2 separate regions of the Homo sapiens genome follow, and region 1 is linked to region 2. A link is a loop called in an ENCODE intact Hi-C map of the cell type or tissue named here. Cell type or tissue: PC-3. All regions are shown on one strand. Links, peaks and the distances in the headings refer to the core of each region. The heading gives the core; the rest is flanking DNA.

Region 1 (15,433 bases), core at 4,319-12,318, 140 kb before region 2:
TCCTTAAATTGTTAATGGAACAACGATGTTCACACCCCTCCCTCTTTGAGAAGCTAAACCCCAGGCATGAGTTGGCTACTTAAACTAGGTACACTTTTTCACTGGAAACTTTGTCAAGAGATAAAGGCCTTTGATTAAGAGGAAATATTTTTTAAAAGCAATAGTGGGTAGTGACCCTGAAAACCCCAAATGTCCTTCAGCCCCATGTGTGACATTTGAGTTGGTGTGTGTTTACCCAAGGGCAAAAAATGGATGGCCATGAAGGACATAGGATAGGAAGCCCCTTTGCTCAAAATAAAATCCCAAGGTTAATTTGTTTGTGAATCACAGAGCCAGCTGTCTGTCCTGGCCCAGTATGACTTTTGTGGTGACAGCTGTTTCTACCAAGATTTGACGAGTGGGAATGAGGGCAGAGCTGGTGGTTGCGAGATGGGATGGAAGTGGGAGATGGATTGCAAGTATGGACTCTGGTTTCTTTAAAAAGGAAACCCATGGGTTTTTACATATTCTCAATTGAACTTGTAGTTCCTTTAGTTGCGCATAATGCTTTTACTTCCCGGGAGAGAAGAGGTGGGTGTGCATGGTTAGTTGTTTCTTCATGTCCCCTTAGGTTACAGTTTAATGATGGGTGTTTCATTTTCCAAAAGTTTAGCAAACTGTGAAGGTTTCCATAAAGGGCACTATATTTGCTTGCAAAAATCCAGTCTTTATTCCTCTGGCCCCAAAACCCTGAGGTACTGTGGACTCAAGTTTCTTAGAGCCTGATTGTTAAAATACCAAATGAAAGGCACTTCTTGGGGTTTATGGCATCATCCTGGTATTTCCATGTATAAATAATAATAATGTTCATTTGATAGTGCTTTATGGTTTCGAAAAGTAATTTTACCAACATATGCAATTATGCCTTTGCTTAGAAAGTAGATATTTGAATTAGGGCATTGGAGGTCAAAGCCAGAGAAGATCAGTGAGGAAGAAACACGTAGGTTACTGATGACTTCTATCCTCATTTAGGTCTCCAATTGGGTGTTTCAAATTAACACAATTGAGCTTCTACATCCATCCCCTAGCCACTCAATTTCCTATCTCCTCCATCTGGATACATGAAAATACCATCCTTTTATTTGCTCAGCCCCCAAGCTTTGGAGTTGTCTTTGATTCTCCTCTTTCTTATTCTACACCTGAGCTACAAGCAAAACCTGTTGGAATTACCTTTAAAATACAGTGTATTCAGAATCCGAAAACTTCTCACCACCTCCATTGGTACACCCTGGTCTGATCCACTATCATCACTTACATGAATTAGGACAAAAGTTTTCTAATAGATTCCCCTGCATCAGCCCCTGTCCACACTTTAATTTAGGCACAGCAGCAATAGAAATGCTGTTAATAGGTAAATTGGACCTTGTCAAGTCTTGGCCCAGAACCCTTTAAAGGCTTTTCGTCTCACATTGAGGAAGTGCAAAGACATTACAGTGGCCTACGCAGTCCTGTGTGATGTGACCTCTTCTATACTTTGGGATCCTATTTCCTATCACTGACCCTCTCTTACTCACTCCTGTTCTCCTGACTCCTTCTCAGATGTTCCAGGGGTGCTCCTCTCTTAGGATCTATTTACTTGTTCTTTATCTTTGAATGCTCCTCCCCCAAATATGATTCTCACTCTCATATCCTTCAGATCTTGAATCAATGTCACCTTCTTACTGTGGCCTTCCCTGGCTGCTTAACTTAAAATTGGACCCTCTCTCACATTTTCTGATCCTTTCCTAGCTTAATTTTTTCTTCAGCACTTATTACAAACATAATCTGCACTTAATTTGTCTTGCTTAACTTTCTGGAATATAAATTTCATGTGGGCAGGGATTCTTGTCTATTTTATTCATTACTCTACTTCCAAAGCCCAGAGGAGTGCTTGACACAAAAGGAACACTCAATAACTATGACTAAATACATAAATGAATGTATTCTCCACCTTGTTTTCATGGTATGTGTGAGGCTTTGCAAGTACCAACCACCAAAGAAAAAGACTAATGCTTGATTAGATTCTTGGAGAGTAAAACTCAATGCTCCACCATCACTTTGTGAAAAGTAACAGTTTCATGGTCTAAATTATAGATTCTGACTCAGTAGGTCTGGGAGTCCATATTTATGTATTCCTCAAGAAATTTTAAATCTTAACCAGATCTGGGGGCCCGTTTGTCTAGAGAACAGTTTACCTTTAACTCAACAAATATTTATTGGATATATTCTATATTCCAGAAATTATGCCAGGAAATGGCCCTGCACTGAAGTCTGGTAGGAGAGACAGATGTGTAAAATTACACTTGCCATGTAGTATAATAAGTGCTTTCCTAAGGCATTTATTAATTGCAGGGGTTGTGAAAGACGAAAGAAGAAATCATCTGAAATGGATCTGAAGAGTTCTCAGAGGAAGTGACTCATGTTGAAGAGGAAGTGACAAAGCAGGTAAGGAATATAGGGCACTGTAGTTAGGAAAACATCTTGGCCTCTGAGTTCAAGACGATTGCCAGGTTCCTGAGTCATGCCTTATACCAATGAAGGGGGCAAAGTTAGACAGCCATCTATTTTTGCAAGAAGTTCCTATCTCTTTTTATAGCCCTCTCTTCCAGGTGTCTAGGACTTTAACTGTCTTGAGAGAATAAAAATACATTTCTGGCTTATTTATCTGGTTCTCCTTTAAAAAGAGTATAATGAGATCCTTTCTAATACTGAGTAGCTAATGATTTTCTGGGGTGTTCACATTTCAACAACAAGGCAGCCTTTAATAATAAAAAACAATTAGGCAGGTATCAGTGACAAGCCAGCAAGCAGATATTCTTTTCGGCTGGAATCTTCAATTTTCCTTGAGTCATATCACATGGGAAGGACCTTAAGGTTGGTGCTAGAATTGGTCTGCAGTAATTCTCTGCCAATTCATCACAATGCTGGGGGAAATGATAACCACTCTTGTCTCTTCCAAGCTTTGCTATAGGTCTTAGACCAATGCCTTTGTTTTTCCGTGCTGCAATTACTCAATTTTTAAATATCATATTTGTGTAGAGCATTGTACTCTGTTCATTTATATTAGTCAAGGAAAGTAGTGTTTGCTGCTATGACACACAGTCCCCAGGTCTCAGTACCTCAACACAATAAAGTTTTATTTTTTTGCTTGTATCATGTTCCAATGTGAATTCCAAGAAAATGGGGATGGGTCTGTTGTTTGGACAGGAGCCTCTGCTTTGTGCATCCATTCAGAGATAAAATTATTTTCATAATGGGGCTCTGCAAGATCCAGTCGTGCTTCAAAAACTGGCCTGACATCTTCCAGATAGCAGATGAGGAGCAAATGAAACAGGACCTCACTTTAACATGCCTTAAACCAAGAGTCAGCTAATTTTTTCCGTAAAGAATAGTACATATCTCAGGCTCTGAGAGCCACCCAATCTCTGTTAAAAACTACACAGTTCTGCTGATATAGTGTGAAAGGAGCCTTAGACAATATGTAAATGAGTAGGGTGGCTATGTTCCAATGAAACTTTATTTACAAAGACAGGTGATTGGCCACATTTGCCCTGTAGGCTATAGTTTGCAGACCCCTGCATTATACCAAAAGGTATGTCTTCCATTCACATTCCATTGGCAAAAAACAGTCATATGTCCCCACCCAGATGCAGAATGTCAGGGGAATGTACTTTGGCTGTGTGCCAAGAAACTGGTGAGAATTTAGCCAGTCTCTGATGCATCATATATTAGGGGTAGGATGTTCATTGATTATTTCCCAGTTGGTGGACGCACTGTTCTCTACTTCCAACTTGTTCAAGGTCAAAAATTTTCCTTTAGAAGACATGATCTCACAAGTTTTCTAAGCTTCTTTATCCTTTATTCTGGGGAACAATGAGGATGGTTTGCTGAAAGTGGTCGTGAAAGATCCTATGTAGACCAGGTGGGAGAGTTTGCTCCCAGGAAAAAAATAAGTATTACCTCAAGTAGGTGATTGAAGTACAACATGCTATCCACTGGTAACAAGTAATCATAACTGGATGGCAAGGATAAGAATCACTCTGTGTTAACTCCACTTTCAAATTCAGCCAGGAGCTAAAGCTCTTCTATGTATTGGTTTCCTTTTTGTCTTCTTCCAAAGTCCCTGGAGATGGATGAAAACTTTGCTCTGCAAGTATGCATTCAAAAATCTAATTATACCAGCAGTAATTGAGTATGTGGTAATCTGATTCCTTGCATCTCTAAAGGCCTCCTACTTGATCTACTGTGAACTCAGAAATAAAGGGTTCTAACAATAGCCCTGTAAATTAAGCAGAGCAAACATTTGGCTAAAAATAAGGTGAGGGAAGGCTTACTATATAGGAGTTACAAATATCTCACAATCCTTGTTCTCAAACTCTCACACTTTACAATTGTTTGACAGATTGAGTGCAAGCAGTCATGCCTTCAATACTCCATGGCTCCCCTTGCATCTGGCTGGCCTAGTTACTTGTTTTGGCCAATAACATGGTAGATGTGATGGTGGAGGCTTGCATGCTCCACATTCTCTTTAAACTCTTCTGCTCCCATGTGCGAAAGCCTGGGCTAGCCAGGTGGGAGATGACAGAGAACATGGAGTAGAGATCAGCTGTCCCAGTTGAAGCCTTCCTAGTCTAGCCAGACTGGCAATGTGGCCTCCAGATGTTTGGACAGCTCAACAGAAACATGGACCAGATCAGAAGGGCTACCTAGGTGACCTGCAGATTTGGGGGTTGTTACTCAGCAATAGCTAACTGATAGTGTGTCAATTATGTATGCTTTTAGTTTTAAGAAAAGACTTGCTCACAGGGGTTGGAAAGCAGGGACTTATTTGTCTTTATAATAGGAAGAATAAAATTAGGTACAGGGCTGGTTCAGTGCTTCAACATGACATAAATGAGTCTACTGATCATATCTTCCACAACTTAGTTTGCTGGATTTCATTCTGTCATTGGTAGCAACATGGTTGCCAGATGGCTGATTTATCTCCAAAATTATAATGGTGTTCAAGGTGGTTTGAAGAAACAAGGAAAAATGGGAAAAGAATGTGATGGCTGTTCCTTTTAACCAGAGAAGTAAAAGGTCTTCTTGAATCCCCATTTCAAAAGATTTCTGATTATGTGTCATTGGGCTAAGCCATGCTATATGCCTGGAAGGTGTCTGGGAAGGAGGAAGTTGTATCTGCCGCAAGAAATCAACAGACAGATGATTGGTAGGCTACGTTTCCAGAGGATGATTTTTCAGAGAAAGTCTCACAGAGGTGGTAACTTTCGGTATGACAAAGGGCTTCTCGGGTAGACAAGATGGAAAAGGGCATTCTGCTAGAGAGAGCTGCATATTCCAAAGTACAGAGCAATGAAGGAACATACCTATATGAGAGCTTCAAATCTATAACTGAGGCTCAGAAAAGGGCAATTACTCACCAAAGGTAATTAAACTAGAGATTGAGCGAGCAGGGTCCATCTTTAGATTGTAGTCCAGGGTGTTACCACACCTGGCAAAAGTAGAATCAGTTCTTAGGACCTCAGAGTTTCTTGTTCATGTCCCCTTCATGGCCCTTATCACACTGAAATAGAGGCATCTTTTTACTAAAAAGTAGATCTAGAGGTCACATTATTAGTTGGCAAAATCATGTATATTACTCAACCTTTTGGCCTTAGTTTTTCCCAAAGTACTGCTAAAGACATCACTCAGTTACTCAGAAAAATCACCTCTGATTCACCCTGTTTATAGACATGAGGTTTTGAGATCTATTCATTTCACATCAATAATCCCTCACATTCATCCTATTGGTACCAGCCAGTATAAACCTCTATTACCTCTCAAATATCTAGTGTAATAAACTAAATATCTACCTATTTCCTCTGGCCCCACAAATCCAGCCTGCATTTGAATTTTGTGTGGCTCTTTCCAAAGCTCACTTCAGCCAGGCATGATTGGGTTCAATCCTCTGTCTCCCACTGCCTCTCTAAGTACAAATTTCTGAAAGTCACTCCAGAAATTTTTATCACTTTACCTGGAGACAGACCTCCCAACTTCAGGTTTGTCTGGGAGAGTCCCAGATGGAGGCTCTTGTCCTGGTGCCCAGTCAGGTTTAGCATTTGTTCTCACCCCTGTCACTCTCAAAACTTAACCAGCTGGGATGCAAAATTACATGACACTTTTAACTATTTCTTTTTTTATAGGCTTTATTATTCTCTGAAAGTACTGAGTTATTTATTCGAGGCACTTACACCGAACAGTCTTCTCAATGCCTGAGTTTCCCTCTTATAAGATTTAAGTGAAAATGAAAAATGCGTGTTTGCATGTGGAAAGAAGAGGGTGAGAGGTGTGAACCGGCAAGCAGGAAACAATTTTAAACTTTTACTCAACTGATGGAGACAGTGCACCAACAATTCTTATTTAAACATTGTGACTGCTTGGATGTTTTTCATTTTTATTTCATAATGTTGCTTCTACTAGTAGATGTAAAGAAAGGCATTGTTTTTCTTGGTCAAAGGAAGAATGATGATTTGCTCACTTCTTTGTGGGGGTTGAAGAATATAAACTGACAGACGTGATGAGAAAAGAGGATCAGTTCTCTTGTCCTTTTGTGTGGGAGGTGCGGGCTTGCTCTGCAAATTCATCTGGGAGATTTTTACTTGCAGGAACTTCCAGTCATCTGCAGTTTTCCATATCTGGAGAGAATCTGCTAGAACATCTATCTGTCTCAAGTCATGGGGCATGAGATGAAGGGCATCCAAGGACAAGAGTGTCACGGACTCTGAGTTGTTAGAACCCTGAGTATTTCTCCCCAAGGATGTCCTTTGCTACTCGTGGTACCTGGAGTCTTAATAACCCTCACCAATTTCCTCAGCAATACTGTGGATCACGGAAGGCTAACTATGGTTTACCATCATGCAAAGTACCAAATGCATTCCCAGTTCCAATCAGCAGACTTACACGCAAACCTGAGTAGTGTCTATGCCAGCACTGCTGTGAGAGAACTCTAGACAAAGATGGTCTAGGTCCCAAAGGCAGTCTACCTTTGCAGAGGAGGTGCACTTTCCACCTGCGAATAAGCTGGAGGCAGTTGCAATTATTACCATAGGACGAATTTGAAAAATGACCAGGAAGAGTCAGAATCATACCTGGTGTACTGGAAGTCATCCTAGATTAGAAAATTAAGTTTGAATATGAATTTAGTGCTTTCCTCAGCAGAGAAAACCAGAAATAAATAAGTTGTTGCTTGCTATCTGCTAAGAAATCATTGTTTTTTTCCTGCTTCTGGCCTCTTTTCTTTTTCTGATTCATTTATATTTTTGAAAGGGAAATAACTCAGTACATCCAGAAAACAGATACACAGGAAAGGGGATTTACCAAAGGTAACAGATGTTTTTGTACTTTTGAAGAGGTGTAAGGTTGAATCATGCCTTTTAAAACTAGAGATATGCACAGATTACCACCCTGTGGGGGTTATAGGCACTTGGGGGCTTCTTGTCAATTTAATATTTTTTTGAAGTATAATATCTCAGCAGTGAAAGGAAACAGAAGCAGCTAATTCTGAACCTAGAGGTTCTTTCCTGACCCCTTGGTACCTAGGCACAAGAGGGTGAGTTCAGGACTGAGTTAAATTCTAACTCCCTATTTCCTGTCTTTTGTTAGTTTTAATCAGACACTTAAACACACTTCAATGTGGACCTTTGTGTGGGAATGCCTTTGATTTTTTTTTCCACTCCCAAGGAATGCCAGCTAAGAGAGGGAGAAAAATAGGATAAAGTTTTAATCATATGTAATATGTATCTTAAGAAATGATGTAGTGCTTTAAAAAAAAAAACACCAAAGTGCTAGACTGGTGACCTTGCAGTGCCCTTCTCTTAGAGTTAGAGATAATCTAAACTTCAGTCTTAGAGAAAGTTGTATTCCCAGTCCTCTGAAGCATGCTTGTGTCTATGAGCAACTCCCACCACACAGGTAATGAGCCACATGGCTCCTGGGTCCATATCCTGTCTTTGTGAATGGAGGCTGAAGCTGTGGTCCGTGGGTTTGGAAAAGTGAGAGCTGTATCGTAAATGCTTCCCTTGAGTTAGCTGACCTAGTTACCTGGTCAGTCATTTCAATGGATCATCGGTTGAGTGTGACTAATGGGCCATTAGATTTGAAACGTTTTTGCTTAATGCCGTCTGTTCAGCTGCCTTCATTGGGAAAGTTCCTATTTCCACTCAAATAAGTGGAAGGGGGATGTCTGGCAGGGGGATGATACATAGGCTTTAGTTAAGGAAAATGATGGAAAAGCAAATAACAGGCAAGGATGAGTAAGAGTGATTAAAAGAGTTAAGCAATAGAGTTAACACTGTGCCCTCATGACCACATGTTTAATAGAGTGTGATACATACTTGTGATGGAGAAACCTATAAACTTATAATTACTTTATGGAAAACATACTGACTACAATGTATCAGTTACATTTTAACATATACATATGCACATATTTATTTGTAGATATATATGTAGGGTGTGCATGTGTGAGTGTGTGTATGTAAACGTGGCAACCATTTGCTTTAAAGGGCCCTATTACATTATTCTGTTCGTGTTCTAATTTAGTATTATGATTTTAACAGATACATTAATTTCACTTCCACATTGCCTTACAGCTATTGTGTTAAGTTTAATAGAAAACATTCTCTATATTCTATTAACACACAGTCAACCTATGCTATTTGGTAGTTTATGCACAGACATATTCAATAAAAATGTTCTATTACAGTGTTAAAGCATAATTTTCAAAAATAGTAAAATCATGACTCTCATCCAAATGTGAAATGAATGCATGTCAAAGATTTTATTTGACTCATTAATAAATGAGATAAATGAGGGGACCAGTAAGATCTTTTTTTTTTTTTTTTTTTTTTGAGAAGGAGTTTTGCTCTTGTTGCCCAGGCTGGAGTACAATGGCACGATCTTGGCTCACTGTAACCTCTGCCTCCCAGGTTAAGAATTCTCCTGCCTCATCCTCCCAAGTAGCTGGGATTACAGGGGTGCACCACGACGCCAGGCTAATTTTTTGTATTTTTAGTAGAGATGGGGGTTTCACTATGGCCAGGCTGGTCTTGAACTCCTGACCTCAGGTGATCTGCCCGCCTCAGCCTCCCAGGGTGCTGGGATTATAGGCTTAAGCCACCGTGCCCGGCCATGGGGACCAGTAAGATCTTGACTGGTTCAAATGAAAATCTGACTTGCAGGGATTTGTGTAATTCATTTGCATTGCTATGGGCAGGAATCATTCACATTGCTATTCATTTTCTACAACTTAACAGTCACCCCTAAATAATTTAAAAATCGCCAAGAAATTTTTATGTCACTTTCAAGACTTGAGTGCATTTTCTAGAAAATAGTTTCTATTGCCTTCTTCATTAATTCAAGTACTTTTGAGGATAAACTTATGAGTATACATGGGAGACTGGTATATATACATGCTGGTAAACATGAGAAGGTGCTTGTTCCTTAGGAGCTCAATATTTACAAAGAGAGAGGGATTCACTGAGACAACCACAGTTTATTTGATATATGCCAATAGAATCTTAATGAATCATTCTCTTATGAAGAGGCATGCGTGGCTCTACAGAAGAAATATTGTTTGAAGAGCGTCTCACTGGTTGAGACAGCAAGGCAAAAGGGGTGATGGTTAGGGGGTTGAAAGGCAGACTTTTCATTCTACCTAGAGAGAATAGAATACCAAAAGCCTCAAGGGTATAAAAAAGCAAGGCATTCTGCACAGATCAACAAAACTCCAGGGCACTATGAAGGGTCATGGCTGAGAGGTGAAGTTCTGAGATAGGAAAGGCAAACTTAACCGAAAAACCACATTGCCCTAAAGGAGGTGGAGGACTAGTGAATTTTAAGCAGGAGTGAGCTGACAACTTCCATATTTAGATTCACACTACAAAATAATGTAAATTTGTATCAGGAAAACTGGTTAAAAACATTATTACAATATACCAGAAGAGAGGATCATTACTCTGCCCCAACAGTCTAACACTTTGAGGGGCAGAATTACGTTTGTTTCTGGAGAAGGGGCTTTTCCTTCCTTTTTGCCTCATTTCTTTGCCGTTACTCTTCCCCGCTCTGCCCTCCTTTCATTTGTCACTTCCTTTTTCCATCCTTTCACTCATTTCTCCCTCCCTCCTTTCTCTCTCTTTGTGACCCCATTTCCACTAAGTTTAGTGGCCTAGGAAGCACCTGTTGCCTGTTTAAATTACTGAGATCCCTCATGTAGAATCAGAGTGATCCTGGGTGGTTCTCTGATTCTCAAGACAGTCCTGGATGAACAATAATACATTCTTACACTCTCTTATTTTAAAGTCAGTTGCTAAAGCACCATGACATCATCCTAAGCAAGGTAAAATACAACTGCAGAGTTTACTGCTTTATAATTATAACATGCCATCCAATTTTCCTGAGCCCTCTTTGAACTGGAAACCCTTTGCTCTAACGACAAGGCATTTGCAGGTCAACTCCCAGAATGGACTATTTCCACAAATGGCTAATTTAGTCTATTTGTCTTGACTTGTGCTAATTTCCTTCCAGGGGATATAATTTTTCTGACCATATTAATTTTTTTCTTTTTAGGTGGTAGTGGCGGGGAAAGATGAAGGAGAGAACTACAACGGTATTCCTAAGTGACGTCCAATAGCCTAAATTTATCACAGTTCCATCAGAACACCCAACTCATTCACTGAGAGGGATTTTATCCAAGTGTCTGCCTACATTTAACCCAGTTAAGACAATTCACATTCAAGTGTGATCAATAACAAATCCATCTAAGCTTGACCTTCTTTTCAAAGTAGGAGATTATTAACCAGCAAAAGTTTCAAGCTGAGTAAATTTGGAGTATGATGTAGAAGGAGAACACATAAGGCAACTTCACAGGAAGATGTTTGATCATTTAGTATCTACTGCATTTAAAAATAAGATCATTATTTTTTAAGACAAGAACATTATCAACAAGATCAATTCTAGGCTGGTCTAAAGCAATGATCTCACGGTAGCTGTAAAATAGTTGGCTGTGTCCTATCTACTCTAGGGTCAGTTTGTGTGTCTGTGAAATAAGGGGGCTGGACCAGGATAGGGACAAACATGAGCTGTGAAAAATCAGAAAGCTATCATCGTGTTATTCCTTTTCAAATATGACAGTAAGCACACACACACACACACACACACACACACACACACACACACTAAACCTAGCTGAAAAATGTATGCAAGTAATACATGCTCACGGTGTAAAAATGAACACCCCAAATCAGACTAAACTCCAAACTGGAAACCCTTTGCTCCAACGACAACCCTTTGCTCCAGACCATAACAACACAACATCCAATCATACACGTTGTTATGAAGTAACAGCAGAAGTTGCCTTCTACACCATTAGGACACCTAGTTCATTTCTCAAAGATAATTAAGATTAATTTCTTGCATATCTTTCCGAAAATGTTCTTAGGGCATTGTGTTAGTTAAGGTTCTCTGGGTTTCAGGCCACAAAAAATAAACTCTGGCTGACTTAAGCCACAAAAAAGAATTTACTGGAATGATGTCGGGGTATTTTGCGGAATCAAGGGAGGATTAAACCCCTTAGCCTTTGGAAAGAGTAGTCTAAAGGAAAGTTATGAGACACCCCAGCACCATGTGTCAGACAATTGCCATTAATGTGACTTCGCTACAAAGAATCCCAGCCTCGGTATTTCTGTTTTAAATTTTAAATAAGACTGGCCAAGCTAGGTTGGACCTGTGAGATGTAGTATAGCTGGATGTCTGGGGGTGAGGAGGTTAGAAGATGGTCAAATCTCATAGTGTAGAAAGTTGGGGAAACTTTCTGGACAGGGTGAAAGGGCACTTGCAAGATAGCCATCTCCATTTGCTCAGAAACAAAGCACGTATCTACACTGTATGTGTTTGAATCTGAATCTGCTATCTTTCACTTTTCAATTATCTCTGAAGTCAGGAATGCATTTTATGATTGACTCTGTCTTAGCTTTAACTAATAGTTTCTACAGACCACTTTTTCTTTCTCTGTGGCTTACAAGGTAGTGAAATTTCTCCAGCTTAGCATTCCAGTAACTTCCACACAGGTGGGAAAAATAGTTTGTTCCCTAGTCAGGTGTTCCTTACAGACATGTTAGAATTGTACACCTGGTGCTATTTTTTAGGAATTCCTAAATTGAAAACTGGAGGCTGAAATCACCTTCATAGAAAAGCCTTTTAGCTGTTACAATTAAATTAAACATTATATAAACACTATAGAGCTTATTTGAGGAGCAAAGTACAATGCTGGGTGCTGTGTGTTAGAATAAAATGAAGACATTGGAATTGCCTCCAGATAATTATAAATTGACACCATGCTTTTGGACTTCTAGCCTTCAGAACTGTGAAAGAATGAAATTTTGTTGTTTCTGGAAATTTGTGACAGCAGCCCTCAGAAACTAACACACCCAAGAAGAGGTCGCTCTCCCTGAGCGAGGCTGTACACTGTGATGAAAGCACAAAACATAGTGAAGGTTATGGGATTTTCTTTGAGATCTGGTTTTGGTGGAAGAAGGGTTGGTGGAAGAAGGGCTGTTATGTATCTGAAGCTGTGGATCTTTAGCAATTTAGTTCAAATATAGCCTGAGTTTCTGTTAAATCCACAGCTGGTGGGAATTTTCCTTCTGGTCAAGATGGATTAAGAACTTTATTTACCTGTTTAACTGAAATAATCAAAACAATCAGACTGCCAGTTGCGGTGGCTCACACCTATAATCCCAGCACTTTGGGAGTCTGAGGCAGGCTGATCACCTGAAGTCAGGAGTTGGAGACCAGGCTGGCCAATCTGGTGAGACCCTTGCCCCACCATCTCTACTAAAAACACAAAAAATTTTCCGGGCGTGGTGGTGCACTCTTGTAATCCCAGCTATTCGGGAGGCTGAGGCAGAAGAATCGCTTGAACCTGAGAGGTGGAGGTTGCAGTGAGCTGAGATCACGCCACTGCACTCCAGCCTGGGAAACAGAGTGAGACTCCATCTCAAAAACAAACAAACAAACAAACAATCAGACAAAATACATGGGTAAAAAAGTTTTTAAGACGTTGGTCACCAAGTGCCACAGAACAATGATTCTTGAGCGATAGCAAATAAATGTGGTAAGTCCTATAATTGCCACAGCTTACTGCCTTGAGAAACTTTCCAGACTCATGAGGAGAGAACCAAGGCAGGGCTTGGTGGGCAACCTGGGTAGAGGAGAGATAGCTGAAAGTCTGGGGAGACCTAGGTATTCAAACAACAGAGTATTGGAGGAGAGGAAGATATGCATGAGAATCATCCACACAAATGCATGTTGCTCTAATGCATTAATTTTCATTGAATGCCATATGGCCTACTTCAAGATAGAATACTTCACAATAACTCATCAAAGTTTAGGGCTTCTATTTGGAAAATCCTTTGGAATACACTATATATTTTAAAATATCATTTCTATTTAAGATCATGCATGAGTCATTATCAAAATGGACATGTGAATGACAGATGCACCTGAGAGCAATAACTTAAGCATATTCTTAGGAGTCCTTCTTAGGAGAAGGACCCTATGATCTAAGAAGAAAGTGTGTTCAGAGTCCTGGACTAATGAATCCAGCAATGGCCAACCTGGAGATCCACTCCTTATCTATGAAGGACATCTGAATCCCCAATCCATCCTTGGAATGCAGGCCATACAGGGGATAGAGGGCCTTTGTTTGGCTTAAATGGAGGTTGCCAGGTGGAATTTGCTAAGTGAAAATGCTATACGACCTGCATGCTTTTTACAAATGGTTGCAGTTCTCTTGTCCATCCTCTGCCACTGGACTGTCTCCGTATGTAAGTCCCCTTAATAAACTCTATGTCTCATTTTCTGACCTGGTCTTTTCTTCAGCCTCTCGTACATGGTGCCATCCCTATTGGAATCGATAGAGATCTGGTATGACAATGGAAAGCATTCCTCTATGCATGTTCAGTCTCTCACATCCACTGTAGGACAAATAGGACTTTGGCTCCCTTCAGTTCTGTCATCTGAGGAGGGTCAGTCCAGTCCTTCTGGCAGTTGTGATGGAGAACCAGAGCATGACCATAGAAGGATGGGATCTGAGATGTGAGAGGAGAGGGGAAAGGATTAGCAAAAAAAGCAGCCAACCAATTGTCATAATAAAGTGGTGAAGCAGTGAAGGGCCAGAAGTAAGTAGGAGTCAATTTCTGGAAGGTAGGAGGGTTAGAGGGAAATATTCTTTTGCTATTTTGAAGAAAGTATCTTGGAAAACTCTTCTATGTCTTCTGTGGATAAAAGTAAAGAGGAATTTTAAAGTATTATTGGAGATTGTCTGTTCTCTTCAAGAATTTCAAAAAATGCAAATAAAGAATTTATTTTGAGGAGTCTTATTTTTGTATAAACGATGTCCCTTTGACTGCATCACCTCTCTGAGGCTGAAATCAGAAAGGAACATAGAATAGTACATCATCCATGGGATATTATATCATATTATGAGACTTTAGAAAACATTTAGTTCTGCTTCAGGTGACATATCTCATTAGAGACAGAATTATTTTAAGAATTTAGATTTAGATTCTCACCTAACTCTTTCTTCTGTAAGTCACATTTCATCATTTTAGTCTTTCTTCAACTCTTTGAATGAATGAAGTTTTCCTGCAGTCACTTCTGTTTCCTACCAGTTTGTTATTAAGTTTCTTGCTTTCTGATTGATTGCTTCTGTTCCTTATATTTCTAAACCCAGACTGTCAGATAAGGTCTGCAATGCCCAAACACCAAGCCACAAAATCTTAGTTTGTTTGAATTCCTCTAAGATCAATCTATCTTCAAGGAGATTGGCATTCAAATGTTCAGAATGGACTTGTGGGGAAAGAGTGAAGAGCACATCTCATCTAAACAAATTTGAAAAAAAGAGATGGACTTTCTTGAGCCTGGTGCTTATGAATGTGTGTCCTCTTCTCCCCTATGAAAATTTCGTTTGAATATCATTTTAAAATAAGCGTAGAAACTATTTTCCAAGGCCCTTTCCACATACAGGTGGGTCAGTATTAACACATTATTTGTATTAATAATTCAGTGTTATCTCTCATAACTAATATGCTGCAAATATTGAACGGGGGAGCAGCTGTGTAGCTGCTCACATCTGAAATAAACAAAGAGCCAGTGTCTGTAAAAAGAAAGAGCTCAATTCATAACAAAACTGCATATATTTCTAATATAGGAACTATAGCTGCTTTGCAAAGTTCTCTCTAGAATAGTGGGAGACGTTATTTTACACATTCAGCATTCACCAGCTTTAACTTTCCAAACATAACCTGTTTCAAATATTTTAGGGATATTTTTTGTTCTGTTTTGTTTTTACTTTCCCTAAATTGGAAAGCCAAAGACT
Region 2 (15,433 bases), core at 4,265-12,264:
TAGGAAGAAAAATCTTATTTTTAAAATTATTGCAAATAATCTCAATATAATTTAGAAAGTAAATAAGTTATAAACTTTAAGTCTATAAATAAATTTTTAATGTTTAAAAATGTAATCTCGCTTGTTTCAGATTGAATTTAGAACTTAAATGAGTGAATGTGTGATTAGCATTTATCACTTAGTAGGTTCACATGTCCAAATTATTTATTGAAAATAAGCTTTTGGGTGATGTAATTACACATTTCACTGCCTTTGATCTCACTTTCAGATTTTGCTGGAATCCCGTAAAGGCTTTCGTTTTGATTTCAAGTTTAATTTCAGATAGACTCTCCTGTAATTCAGTAAGTAGCATGCCAATTATTTTCCAAACAATTCAGCTGTCGGAAGTATGGTTCTGTGAAAAACTTTTGAGAAATTCCAGGACACTGGGAGTCACCAGTATTACTTTCTTTGGCAACATTCTTGGGACAGACATAGGCGGCATGATAAAGGACAGGAGTGATTCAGCCTCATAGTGAATACATCCCATGTGAAATCAGGGCTGACCACCCTTTTATTTAAAGCATATTAAAATGATGGGAATTGAACAATGAGAACACATGCACACAGGAAGGGGAACATCACACACCGGGGACTGTTGTGGGGTGGGGGAGTGGGGAGGGATAGCATTAGGAGATATACCTAATGCTAAATGACAAGTTAATGGGTGCAGCACACCAACATGGCACATGTATACATATGTAACAAACCTGCACGTTGTGCACATGTACCCTAAAACTTAAAGTATAATAATAATAAAATAAAATAAGTAAAAAAAAAAGATCCACCCATCTATTATTATCAGTGAGGGTTATATAATGATAATATCACTTTTAGGAAATGTTACACAATCATTTTTTGTTTAATAAAATTAACACATTTTATGACTTTTTGGTCTATTGTTTGTGTTCTCAAAGAATAGCCTTGAAAGTTACTTAGTAATAGCTACAGTATAATATTGTGGCCTTTAGTTTCCATTTCATAGACAATCTTAAAACACTATGTGCCTTGTGTTACTTCAATTGTGCTTTCCATTTTCTGAGACAGGGGCTGAAAAATATTTAATTAAGAAGACACAAATCCTGAGCAAACACACACCATGCTGTGTCCTTTATCAATGTTGATCTTTTCCTGGGGCTGGGGGTCTAGTTTTATTTTGGGGCAGTGTTAAGGATGTCTGGAGATCACTGGCAAGCAATATGTATTCTCAGGGCCAAACTAATCTAATCCAATGTGAATCTTGAAACAAAAGGAACACTGTTTCAAAATGATAACTGGAATTTCTAAGTACTTTTATGTTTAGATTGTCACCTACTTCAGTTGCTGGAGAAGTTTCAAAAGGTACATTCTGTGGTTATATTAAGCACAGGCTTCAGAAGAACTGGCCAGAAAACAGGAGTCAAATCGTCAGTGACAGGGTCTCCATCTACCCCTAAAAGAGTATCTTCAGCCAGCATGGTGGCCCAAGCCTGTGATCTCATCACTTCAGGAGCCTGAGGCTATGGGGATGGGTAGGAGCTTGTGTGGATAGGGAATGGGGGGAGAAGAGAGAAGGAAAGAGGAAGTTGTGTACCACTCTTTTGTAAGTTTCAGGGGGAAGAAGAAATGGGTTCCCGAATTCAACCATATGTCTTCTTGAAGGAAACTAAAGATATAATAAGCAGATCTTGCTACACATTGCAGCACTTACTGTTTTCTGTTTGAGTGGACTGATGCCCTATCCATTGGTAAATTTTAAGTTTTCTTTCTATTTTCCTATGGTGGGATGGCTGTGCTTGGGAGATAAGAGAAAAGAGAAAAGAAAAGAAGTGAAAACATTTATTAGAGAAAATTAAAATATCTTGGCTTAGTGTATCATTCAGTGGAGACTGGTCAGTTGAAACTTCTACTAGTATAAAAATAGAAATAAGGAAACATTGGCTGGGTGCGGTGGCTCACACCTGTAATCCCAACACTTTGGGAGGCTGAGGTGGGCAGATCACGAGGTCAGGAGTTTGAGACCAGCCTGGCCAACATAGTGAAACCCTGTCTCTACTAAAAATAAAAGAAATTAGCTGGGTGTGGTGGCATGTGCCTGTAATTCCAGCTAGTTGGGAGGCTGAGGCAGGAGAATCACTTGAACCTGGGAGTCGGAGGTTGCAGAGAGCCAAGATCACGCCATTGTATTCCAGCCTGTCCAGCCTGGGCAACAAGAGTGGAACTCCATCCCAAAAAAAAAAAAAAAAAGAAAGAAAAGAAAAGAAAAAGAAAATGTCATTTGTTAGATTTAGATTTAACTCCCACTTCAGGAATTAAGGAAATATAACAGTTTCCTTCCAATTAATTCAGGAAACCTGGAGAGTTGGGGTGGGGAAAGGAATTGTATCTTAAATGTGTGAGAATGCAGCTTATCATGTTGTTCTCTCTCTTTCCCTAATGTTCCTTTACAAACCCAGCCTTCCCAGGAAAAGTCTTTTTTCCCCCCTCTGATCTGGCTGTTCATGAGTGCTGTCCTTTGCCTCTCTTAGTTAGGGCTGGGTGAAACCCGTCAGGCTCACATCCATGGCTTTGATTGTCTCTCTTTTTACTTCCTGTATTGGATGTTTCTCACGTTTTCAATTGTATTTATGCTTAATTTTCCAAACATCTCTGTTCTGAACAGAGAAAAATATCTTATTTGGATATATACCCTAAATAGTGATAATAATAAGTTATTATTACAGTAACGCGCATTTACCGAGCACTTACTGTGTGGCACGTGCACCATGTTCCCTCCCACTTTGTTTCATTGCAGCAGCTTTTTTTTCCCCCAGGATGCTCTTCATCCTGCTGCCCTTTCTTAACCCTTACTTATACCTTAGGCCTCTGCTGACTGGGAATTTCTCAAGAAATTCTTGCAAAGTCCCTCACGGCATCATGAACTGCTCCTTCCTTGCTTACATCACAATTGTAGCTTGGCTTTTATTTATGGGTAGGCTTCATACACCACTGCACTCGGGATCTGCCTTCCACTCATCTTCCCACTGATCCTCCCCATCCCTGCCCACCTTCTTTTTCCATTAGCCCAAGACAACTGACAACATGATATACGTGGCAGGCGAGACCACCAGGTGAGGTAAGAAGGTATTCCCAAGACAACTCCCACAAAATTTGGGGGATGTTATGAGTGGTGGGAACCCATGGAAAGTGGTAGAAGAATCACTGTCCATGTGGTGGATTTAAAGCATTTCAAGGCTCCCCAGAGCACAGAGCTTGCATGTTGCTCAAGCATGGTCCTTAATTAGGGGCTGCAAGAAAGATGCAAACCTGGACATTAAGCCATTCCATAATGATCAGGGTGACCCAAGGATGACTGAAGGGCCTGCATGAATATTTTTCTTTATATACAATCTCTGAGCCCTCACAGATCAGTGGTGTGAGGGGAGGGTGGGCATTGATAAGTCCTGAGTAAATTTTGCGCCATGTAGGCGGCATGGTGTACACTGTAAGAGACAAGAAAAAGAAAGAAATGATTTGCTTTTTGCATTCACATTTTTGGAGTAATATTCACACTTACTTCACCTATGGTAATGGTGAGAAAGAAGAAAAGAGAGAATAGTGGTGGTCCTGCTTTCACTGAGGAGCTCTCAGGAAGCTCATATCTGAGTGCTATTTGGCATAAAATTCTTAGCACTATTAAGGTCATTGGAAGAATGAAGGAGGCAAGTAAACTGGTCATTTTCAGTCCTTGCCCCATGTCATTACTCACGCATGGCTCTGTGACTTAAGGCAAGTGATCACACTTCCTGGGACTCAGCTTTCTCATCTTAAAATTATAAATAATTGGTGTGTGTGTGTGTGTGTGTGTGTAAACTTTGAATGTTTTGGTGGAGGAAGTAATACAGATTCTCCAAACTAGGCCACTTTGATTTAAATGTCTTCAATTTCAACATAATATTCTTCAACTTTTCTCAGCATTGTGGTTTGACATATTTTCCAGGCTGATAATATTTATTTAGTTTATTGATGTGAACTGCTGTATAGTTTTCCGTTGCGTGAACATATCACTTGGTTTTATTACTTCATTCACTCAGCAAATGTGTGAAGACCTACTTTAGTAAAGGTACTAGGTTCTGGGGGCATCAGAGTGAACCAAACCCATAAAGTCCCACCTAGCACGTAGTTTACATTCTTATTGGGAAGAAGGGAGCAAGTGAAAAGAAAAAGAGAAAGTCGTTGGAGATGAAGTCTAAAAGATAAAATGTCCTATATGCCTAGGACATTTTAGACTACAGAAAGCATTTAATCCAGAATGTGATGTTTCAACCACAGGAATAACTTCATCTGATTTTGGTTGTCTAGGGATTATTCTAACTACCACGTGCAGAACAGAAGGTAATGTATAAGCTTGGAAGCAGAGAAACCAGTTAAGATGCTATTGCTATAATCGAGACTGGAAATGAGGAAGACCGGGACCAAAGTCACAGTGGTGGAAGTGATTGCATTTCACTATTTTTTTCTGTTTTTCTTTTTAATTATGTTATTATTTCCTCTTTTTTTAATGTTAGAGAGAGTCATCAATCTACGTTGATGCTTGGGATATTAAGTTGATAGAAGAGACAAGAAAACTCCACTTTTTATTAATTCTTGTACTGATATTTAGACACGTCCTACTTTTTTCTATTTTCAACTTAAATCTTTCTTTTTTGTCATTAGTTATCATTAGTTTATTATAAAAGAGAAATATGGAAATTATTTACATGATGAAAGATTTCAGAACTTCAGTGGAATGGGCAGCTTCATGTTGATGCCATTTCTTTTTTTTAATTATAATTATACTTTAAGTTTTAGGGTACATGTGCACAATGTGCAGGTTAGTTACATATGTATACATGTGCCATGCTGGTGTGCTGCACTCATTAACTCGTCATTTAGCATTAGGTATATCTCCTAATGCTATCCCTCCCCCCTCCCCCCACCCCACAACAGTCCCCAGAGTGTGATGTTCCCCTTCCTGTGTCCATGTGTTCTCATTGTTCAATTCCCATCTATGAGTGAAAACATGCGGTGTTTGGTTTTTTGTCCTTGTGACAGTTTACTGAGAATGATGATTTCCAGTTTCATCCACGTCCCTACAAAGGACGTGAACTCATCATTTTTTATGCATAGTATTCCATGGTGTATATGTGCCACATTTTCTTAATCCAGTCTGTCATTGTTGGACATTTGGGTTGGTTCCAAGTCTTTGCTATTGTGAATAGTGCCACAATAAACATACGTGTGCATGTGTCTTTATAGCAGCATGATTTATAGTCCTTTGGGTATATACCCAGTAATGGGATGGCTGGGTCAAATGTTATTTCTAGTTCTAGATCCCTGAGGAATCGCCACACTGACTTCCACAATGGTTGAAGTAGTTTACAGTCCCACCAACAGTGTAAAAGTGTTCCTATTTCTCCACATCCTCTCCAGCACCTGTTGTTTCCTGACTTTTTAATGATTGCCATTCTAACTGGTGTGAGATGGTATCTCATTGTGGTTTTGATTTGCATTTCTCTGATGGCCAGTGATGATGAGCATTTTTTCATGTGTCTTTTGGCTGCATAAAAGTCTTCTTTTGAGAAGTGTCTGTTCATATCCTTTGCCCACTTTTTGATGGGGTTGTTTGTTTTTTTCTTGTAAATTTGTTTGAGTTCATTGTAGATTCTGGATATTAGCCCTTTGTCAGATGATTAGGTTGCGAAAATTTTCTCCCATTTTGTAGGTTGCCTGTTCACTCTGATGGTAGTTTCTTTTGCTGTGCAGAAACTCTTTAGTTTAATTAGATCCCATTTGTCAGTTTTGGCTTTTGTTGCCATTGCTTTTGGTGTTTTAGACATGTAGTCCTTGCCCATGCCTATGTCCTGAATGGTAATGCCTAGGTTTTGTCTTTAATTATTTGCAGCATGGCTTCCATAAATCACTGAATTATTCCTTTATTCTTTTATAAATTTTGTGATTTCTGAGAGCTGCTCTTTTAGAAATTTTCAATGCCTACATAGAAATATGTAAGAATTTTCCTTTAAATAGGTGTTGCATCCCTCCTTTGCAGATTTGAACATGATATTCCAGTTATTAACATGTTCATTAGCAGAAAGTTCCTTTGGCATGTTTAAGTGGAACATGCATAAAGTGATTCTAAAATAATCATCTATTTACTCTATAATGTTGGAAACTCTTTAAATAGACAATATCCTGGTTCTTTATTTTTAAAATTTGCTAGTATTTTATTTAGCATTTTCTAATTAAACATTTTTTATTGTGGTAAACACTTAGCATGAGATCTAGCCTCTTGACAAACTCTAAGTGCACAATACAGTATTAAGTATGGACACAATGCTGTACAGCAGATCTCTAGAACCTATTCATCTTGCATGACTGAAACTATATATCCATTGAACAGCAACTTCCTATTTCCCCTTCCCCCAGCCCCAGGCAACCACCATTTCACTTTCTGTTTCTATGAGTTTGACTATTTTAGATACCTCCTATAAGTGGAATAATGCAGCATTTGTTATTCTGTGACTGGCTTATTTCGCTTAGCATAATGTCCTCCAGGTTCATCCATATGGTCACATATGGTACGGATGTAAAAAGATGGAGCAGTTGTGGAAAACAGTAGGAGAGTGCCTCAGAAAGTTAAAAATAGAACTACAGTATGGCCCAGCAATCTCACTTCTGGGTATACAGCCAAAGGAAATGAAATCAGGCTCTCGAAGAGGTACGTGTACTCCCACGTCTATTGCAGCACCCATCATACTATATGTATGTGTATATTTTCATAACAAAGCAACTGTTTTTATCGTCTCCTCCATGTCTTTGCAAATATACTTTGCAAATCCAGCACAACTGCTCCAAGTCATCTGCATGAAGATTTGACAGTGGTCTGTAGAGAAGGCAAAATATTAACCGCTTAGTAGCTGGAGGTGTAATTGGAAAGATTTAAGATGTAATGTTACTGCTTTGGGGGTTTGCTTTTTGGATCACAAATTGTCTTCTTTTCACATTTGATGGTAGCATCTTGAGGGGGTAAGATGAAATCTGGAGGAAAAAAAATCTAAGAGGAGCAATTACAAGCAATAGGAATTATACCAAATGATTAGTTGTACTTCTCACCAAGAATAATATTATAGTCAAAGAACACTTTTGTTACTGTGTTGAACTTAAAGATTTTAGTTGTATGTGAATTTCATTATATTTTACTGTTTTAAAATTTCAAACTGGGACTAGGACTTGACAAATGAAATAGTGAGGCCTGTAATGGTTGAGTTGTGGTAAGATTTATATATATATTTTTTATATATATGTGTGTATATATACAAACTCAATTTAATGAATCTAGAACCTAGACTAATTAGCAAAAAGATCAGTTCAAAAACATTTATAAAGTTTGTGTGCTGGGCTTAGTATCTCATACATCTGAGTCAAGGAACCCAGCCATTCACTAGGTAAGAGCTCTCTCAGGCCTTCAGATTTCTAGTCGATATAGTGGGGACAAAATGTAAATTATGCACCACTTAACTAAGAATTTAACCCATGTATGTCTGAGGTTTCAAGTTTTTGAATTTTTACAATCAGACCTTGGCTATGACCTTGCGCAGTAGGATATAAATAACTCCCACCTGCTTAGCGTTCCAATAATGGAACACTAGGCATAAATGGGCTGTCATAGGCTAGTCCTTAAAAAAATTGTATCAAGAGTAGAATCACTACTTTCCTTGTCTAACTTAAGGGAGTTGCTGAAAGTTGTAGTGTTCCTTCAATTATAGAACTTAATGTTTTAGAACTTTGGGCAGTTTATCAACGATAACTATCTAGTAGTTAAGGTTACACAAGTACACAAGTGTTAGTTAAGAACTGTTGGAGTGCAGTGAATTGTGGTTGCTGAACCAAGGAGCAGAGTACTGACCAGTACTTTTAAGAGAAACTTTCAAATCTATTTCAAAGCTGTATCTGATTATAACAGAATTCCTATTCTGTTTATTCCTGATACTGATATTTTAATGGTCCCTCATAGTCGTTTAAAGATTTTCAACAAAATATATTAGCTCAGAAATGGCATTGAAAGACCAAGCTTAAATTTTTTTTGTTTAAAAAAAACTAATCAACAGAATATATTGGCTAATTTGGTATCCTTTTCAAGGAATAATTTTATCTCCTCCCTACTTCCATCCCTACCTGCCTCCCTCCCTCCCTGCCTCCCTCCACCCATCTATCCATCCACCCATCATTAGGTACTCATACATTCAGTATATGTGCATTGGTGTGTTTGCACTAGATAGCAAGAGCTAATTCTGTGCATCTTTTCCCAGTTTTACATTCAGTATCCTCAAGGTGGTAGCATGAAATTGGACGTGGTGAGACTCTACATCACAGAAAGTAGCAAATGCTTTAAATCTGCAGTGCCCCTGAGCCACCACACACACCTCCTCACCCCCAACACACAGTGTCCTGGCTGTTAAACATTTACTAGCAGAGCACTGTCATGCCACTAAGTCCATTTGGGATTGGTTTAAAAATTAAACACAGTGCAAAATAGATGATTAACCTGAGGATAATGGGGTGCAAACTAAAGTAAGCTGTAAATTGCACATACAATTTAAAGACAAATTTAGTTTAAAAATCATAAACCAACAAATTTGAGGAAAAGAAAAACTATTTCCCTGAAACTGACCTAAGAACCACGTATTTTTGTCTTTAATGTTATAAAAGCCACTATTGAAATGGGCAGTTCTTTGGCTGATGATATACAAATGATAAAGTCATAATATTTAAAAAGATATAATTATTTTTAAAGATTATAAATGTACTACATTTCAATATATCAAATTTTTATTTTTCTAGCTCTTTGACTCAAATGCTTATTTATATTAATATTATTATTAAAATATTATTTTCCATTGAGTATAGGTTTACAGAACCTTTCATAAATTTTTACATATATTCCTTAACAATTATCATTATTGTTATTTTCTAAATTCTCTAAATCTTTAGCTTTGATTTTTTTATTTGGCCAAATATTTACTTAGGAGATTTATTTGTTAACATTCTAAGTAGTTTGAGTCTTAACTGTCATTCTTCTCTTTTTAAGTTCTAGTTTTATTTCGGTATGATCAAAGTATGTGGCTAAGTTCTACACTTTAGAATATAATTAGAATTTTTTTAACTACAGTAGAATTGGTTTTTATATATGTTCCATTAATATGTGTATCACGTGTGTATGTAGCTGCTTAATCAGCTCATTTTTTAAATCATTAAATTTATATGATGTTTTAAATATAATTTTTGTCTGTTACATCTAGCATTGATGAAGAAATAGCAATGTCAAATCATTTTAATTATATATAGGTATAATTTTAATTTGCTTAAGTGTAATTATTTGTGTTTTACATATATTTCGAATGTTATCTGATGCCTAACAGTTTATTACTGCTTCACTGTGAACTAAACCCTTATCAATATAAAATGTTTCTCTTTTTTAAATTTAATAATTTTGCCTAGAATTCTACTTTTTCTTGTATTTATTCACTGCCTTTGTTTTTTGTCTACATTTTCCTGTCATAGTTTGCCCATTCATCTATTTTGCTGAAAATATTGTCATCACATTTTATTAGTGTCTCCTGTTTACATCTAAAAATAGTTTAATGTAATCTAAAAATCACTTTCTTTTAACAAATGTTAAATCTATACAAGTTGACTGAAATTTCTCATGAACTTCATTTCATGACTTTTGCATTTATTGCTTTCTTGTTTCCCATCTGATCTTTGTTTCTATTTTTTGAAATATCGCTTAAACTTTCTTAACGCTTTACTTGCTATAGTGATTTTAAGTTACATACACTATCTTTACCCTCTTCTTTTTCACATTAAAAACAAACTAATTTGTAAATTAAATTGTATGCAGTATGAATAGAGAGCCAGTCCTGCTTGTTAATCTCTGCCACACCAACTTTGAACCAGATCTTTGCACAGGAAAATGCTGAACAACTATTTGCTAAATGGGTAAATAAATCAATAAACGTTATTGATAAAACATGATTCTTCTACTATATCAGAATAAGAAATTTAAAATACTGGCATTTCTTCTTTCTTCCTCAGTCCTGTTACTATTCTTATTTTATTGAAATAAAACTGGATATTGCTGTTAATTTGTTTTTAACAATATGTTCTTTTCCATCCATGAGTTAGTTTTTGACGTTTGTCAAGTTTCATAACTATGTTTATAACAATTACTCAGACACCAACTCTGTGTTAAGTTCATTACTCACTGCCTTTTCCTTTGAACCACACATACCCTCAAATTGAGTTAATTTATTGGTTTTGATTCATTTCTTGGTTGAATGAAGCACTTCCTTGAGTAATCTTTTCAAGACAGATAAGTGGGTAGCATACTTCCTGAGTCATTTTGTGTCTGAGAAGGTTGTTCTGCTCTCACTAATGAATGTTGATTTGGCTGAGGTTAGAAATCTTGGGTCACAAACTTTTCTCCTGAAACTCTAAAAATACTTCTCCAATGCCCCATTTTATATAGTGCTGTGGAAGAAAAGTCTGATGGTATCTCAATAGCTCTCACTTTATTCTGCATGGAAGCTTTTATTAATAGAATATTATCTTGGTATTCAAAGTAATACAAAATAAATCATCATTCATCTAATTGTAGGTTGATTTTTATTACTATCTGACATTCTTAGGTCCTTGAACTAAATGTTGAACTTTTATATTAAACTGCTGTATTTTTTCACAATCATTGAATTTTCTGCACACACAGGATTATAGAGTATATTGTGTAGTAGTACAACATGTGATTTGAAGTCCGTTCTGTTAGATACTATTTGGGTCATTAACACATGCACAAACATAATTCCTAAGAAGAAAATATGTCTATATTTTCTATATAGTTTCTTAAAACACTGTTTTAGGATCAATAGGCCATGAAATACAGTGGAAAAGCTCTTGAAGTTCAGTGTGCTGTAGGGAAATTCACAGGGGATCTATTGCTTTCTACTCAGCTGCTCTGCTTATGGACATGTGGGTGTCTTTCTCAAAGTTCTTCATGAAATTTTTGCGCCTTTTATTGACTGAGCCTTGTCTATATTTAATTCCATCTTCTGTGAATAATTTTAAGAAGACTTTGGCTGTGTGCGACAGAAATCCCAAGTAACAGTAGCTTCCAGGAATTGGATTCTATTTTTTTCTTTCATTGTTAAATGAATGAACAGTCAGTGGGAACACAGTAATATATTTTGAGAAAGGGAGAAAGAAGCAAGATCAGGCACCCAGTTATGGTTTCTGAGCTAGAATGAAGGAAAGCCAGAGCCTTAGAAAAGAAATTAAAGTCAAAATAGCCTCAGTGATTGATTTTACAAGAACACTTGACTATTAGCTGTGCAGGTCACTCCTACCTGAAAATATTTTATCATTATCATCCACAGATATGGAAGTCGTATTAGGCGGTGTGGTGATCAGGAATATGGGCAAGACATTCTGGCAGATTAGATCTGAATCTTGTCTTTGCCACTCTGCTAGCCCTGGGGCCTTTAGCAAGCTACAGCACCAGTCTGTGTCTCAGGTTCCCCACATCCAAGAGGAGTAAATAGACTGCCTTACAGCATTATGGACACTTGAAGAGTCACTTGTAAAGTCAAGTCTGGCACAGAGGAAGTACTCATCAAATTTAGACATTATTGTGACCATATATAATGACAAAACTATGTAGTAGGCATGTAGGTGATCACTAAGCCAGAAGGAAAAGAATCTCTCTTGTGAAAGTGTGATATTGAGAATAGTAGTCCTGTATTCTCAAATTTTAGACTGTTCTGATAAATACCCTAGATTACATTTAATGAAATGTAGAACATGAATAACTTCTAAGAACTTCCACATAAAAGAGTACGTGATTCTCGCTTGTGACCAAGGGTTTTCTGAATTTATCTTTACAGTGGAGCCAGCTAGGAATCTCTTCAAAATTCCAAAGCCCTGGTTACACTCTAGACCAAATAAACCATAATTTGTGGGGCTAGGATGGAGGCATCAATATTTTTGAAGCTCTCCAGGTGATTCTAATATGCAAGTAACTGTGGAAACCCACTATTCTAACATATAATATCTTTATCTGGCATTTAGTTTCCTTATTTGTAAAATAGAAGTAATAACATCTACAGAAGGGTGGACTTCAGGATTAAATGAGAGATGTGAAAACAAATTTCTAAGTATCACATAACAGTTGGCTCAATGAAAAATAGTTTAATTCTACAAACTTAATTTTCTTTCAGTGAATACTTTAAATAATTTGAAGTCATTTAGACAGGCTTGAGTTTTATATCTTTCAATTTAAAAATAATTTATATCCTCTTCTTAAAATCTTCAATGAATGAAAAATGTTAGTGCCCATAATCATATTGAAAATTCCGATTTTTAAAAGTTTGCTCGTATGTCCTTTTGTCTCTAAGAACAGTACAAATGTTTACCAACTCTGACTGAAGAGTGAGCAATGTGTTGAGTACTCTTTATAAGAGAAATATCGCATCATCCAGCGCACCATACTTTACTGACGTCAATGTCCTGAAACAATTTGTTTGCTGAAAGTCTCGCCAAATCAGTGACAGTAAAAGTCGCAAGAATTTTCTTTAAATGTGGTTTGTGGCCAGTGGCAAAACCACAAAATATCTACGGATGTCTAGAACTGTAATTGTTTTTTTTGTTTTTTGTTTTTTTTTGTAAAACAATCTGCCCACAAAACAGGTAAAAGTACATTTGAAAAATGGCAGGCACTATTATTTATTTTCAAAATGAGAGCATCTGTCATCTTTGTTTTCTTAGCATTATGAATTTCTATCTGTAATATGTACATTCGTGACACATGGCATGGACAAGAGTATAAAAAGGAAAAAGTAGACCACCTAGGACCACTGAGGAGTTCCTCTATTGCAGGTGATAGCAAGGATTTAGGACATAATATCTTTACAAAACATTTTAGTCTTTTGTAGGACAAGAACCTGAGATCAAGTAACATCTCTGGGGATAATTTGTTAAATACTTTTTTGGCATTATCCCCAGTGCCAGTTCTCTAATTTCACTTAACTAAATGGAACTGATGTGTATTTAGTTAGAATCAAATGAAACTACCCTCAAACATTATATCTACTACAAACTTTGAAGAAAACAAATATGGAGTCAGAATGTATTGCTGATCTGGGACAAGTTAAAATAAATATCCTGGCCGGGAGCGGTGGCTCATGCCTGTAATCACAGCACTTTGGGAAGCCGAGGAGGGTGGATCACCAAAGGTCAGGAGTTTGAGAACAGCCTGGCCAACATAGCGAAACCCCATCTCTACTAAAAATACAAAAAATTAGCCTGGCATTGTGGCGGGCGCCTGTAATCCTAGCTACTTTGGAGGCTGAGGCAGGAGAATTGCTTGAACCCAGGAGGCAGAGGTTGCAGTGAGCTGAGATTGTGCCATTGCACTCCAGTCTGGGCGACAGAGCGAGACTCCATCTCAAAATAAAATAAATAGATCATTAACTAAATAAATAAATATCATTTCACTTAATATTCTCAAATATGTCAAAGGCACAGTAGGAAAAGGAACCACTAGAAGGAATTATTTTATATTTAACAAGATAAATAAATAAACTGTTGATAAATTCAAATTAAGTAGCCTGCAAATTCCATACTGGAATTGTCTATCTGCGTGTCTCATAGGTCCAATATACAATTTTACATTCTCAATGTGAGTTTGATAGAGAAATTTAGATTCCATAATTAGTGGGCATTTTATTCTATGCCTGAGCTTTCTTTAAATTAAAGTAAAACTATTTAAAAAGGAATTAGAATTTCTAACATGGGTATAGGCTGTTCCTGAGGAAGGGGGACAGGCTTTTGAAATTTATCAGGAGTACAAGTTTCCTCCCACCACATTGACATTAGTTTTAACTGCCAGGTGGAGAGAATACTGAAAATAGATTGTGCTACACAATTTAGAGTATATGCAAACAAAGCATGATAAAAAATGTTACCCCAACATCAAACATTTCTCTTGTAAGAAACTGCAATAATCCTTATTATTGCAATATCTCCTTTGAAAGAAATATATTGTCATATTGAGAAAAATAAATACATTCCCACCCTTCTGAGACAACAATTATCTAGAAAAGGTGCATTGCAGGAAATGGAGTTAGGCGTATTGGGAACTAGGGCGCTGGGCTGCAAAGTCAGCAGAAATTCCTTCAGAAAATGGGCACTCAGAAAAATCTGCTTTCTTACTTACAGGTTTCTCTTCTTCCTTTTTTAATACTGGGCATTCTCAGACCAGGTTATTCTTTACATTCTCATCACACTGCACAGTGCAAAGCCATGGAAGAGCTCAGTTTTCAGACAATGTGGGATGATGTTCAAGTCTTGACACATAATCAACAGTAAGACCAGCGCTCTGGCCAACAGAGTGGAAATATTCACTTTGAAAAGGCAAATCATAAACCAGAGTATGAGAATCACATTAAAGTATGCGTCTATAAAACACAACCTCTGTCCCCGAAGCTGACATTTGACCTGCAATACTTGCACATGAGAAATTATTTTCGGCCTCCCAAACATGTGCTTCAGAAATTGATCTGGAGATAATTGGTGAACCTTTCATATATAGACAGAATTTCAGAAAGCCATGCTTCTCTCCCAGTTCAGTCTCATTTACTCTCACCTATAAAGCAGAAGAACTAGAAGCTTAGGTCTAATAGAAATATAATAAGACCTGCCTGGTGACATTTATCTTCATGCTAAGAGAGTTGGTTTATGTACTTGTCCTCCACTTTCAGATGGTGTTAAATTCAACCATATTAGACCCCTCTCCTTATCTTCCATTGTTTTCCATAATTAATATGCTTACTCGTCACTTAAAATCTATTAAATATTGATGTAATAGGGAGGAAAGGTATACCTTTTATTTTTATTCTATTGTTATGTTTTATCATTCAAAATGTATTCTGATACATTTTAGAATTAGGAATACTAAGTAATGGGGTCCCCTTTTTTTCCTAGGGATCCTTAAGTCAATTGTATGGTTAAGATTTAATCGAATTTGTAGACTCTCTTGTCATATGTCACTAGTGTCACCATGCTATGGTGGGAATAAAAATGACTGTGGGAACTAATGCCTTGAATTTGAATCATAGTGCTTGTCCTTTAGATATATGGCCTTGAGCAGTTTGTCCTGCCTCAGTAATTTCCAGTTTTCCAGTGTGTAAAATGGGAGTGATAAACCCTACCTACTGCAGACAGGTGTAGTTGAGACTTTAGTACTGACACAAGTAAAGTGCAGTACCGTTATATAAATGTAGAAGGGTGTGAAGAATACAATAAAAATGGAGATATAAATTCTGCTGCTTTCTGATGTTACTCA

Evidence for each region. A loop is a pair of places that touch in the nucleus more often than their neighbours do. Peaks named below come from ENCODE experiments on the same cell type or tissue, not always from the same donor. Only the 100,000 strongest peaks of a DNase experiment are listed, where the experiment ranks them.
Region 1: it touches region 2 in a loop (3-fold over the local background); 4 of 110 quality-filtered maps call a loop at or near these places.

Annotation. Positions count from the first base shown.
Region 1 is chr20:7,843,981-7,859,413 of GRCh38, reverse strand. No RefSeq gene overlaps it. Among named protein-coding and RNA genes, the nearest start is that of HAO1, 89 kb to the left of the region's middle. RefSeq lists a silencer at 2,385-2,585 and enhancers at 1,812-3,011, 7,441-7,941, 7,942-8,443. In PC-3, for the core only: no CTCF peak of the experiment used is centred there; DNase peaks (open chromatin) are centred at 5,723, 8,163 and 9,553; H3K27ac peaks cover 6,071 bases.
Region 2 is chr20:7,707,795-7,723,227 of GRCh38, reverse strand. The region is part of intron 2 of LOC105372518 (a long non-coding RNA gene); the gene reads right to left. Among named protein-coding and RNA genes, the nearest start is that of HAO1, 220 kb to the left of the region's middle. In PC-3, for the core only: a CTCF peak has its summit at 8,383 (motif pointing right); a DNase peak (open chromatin) is centred at 10,377; H3K27ac peaks cover 2,751 bases.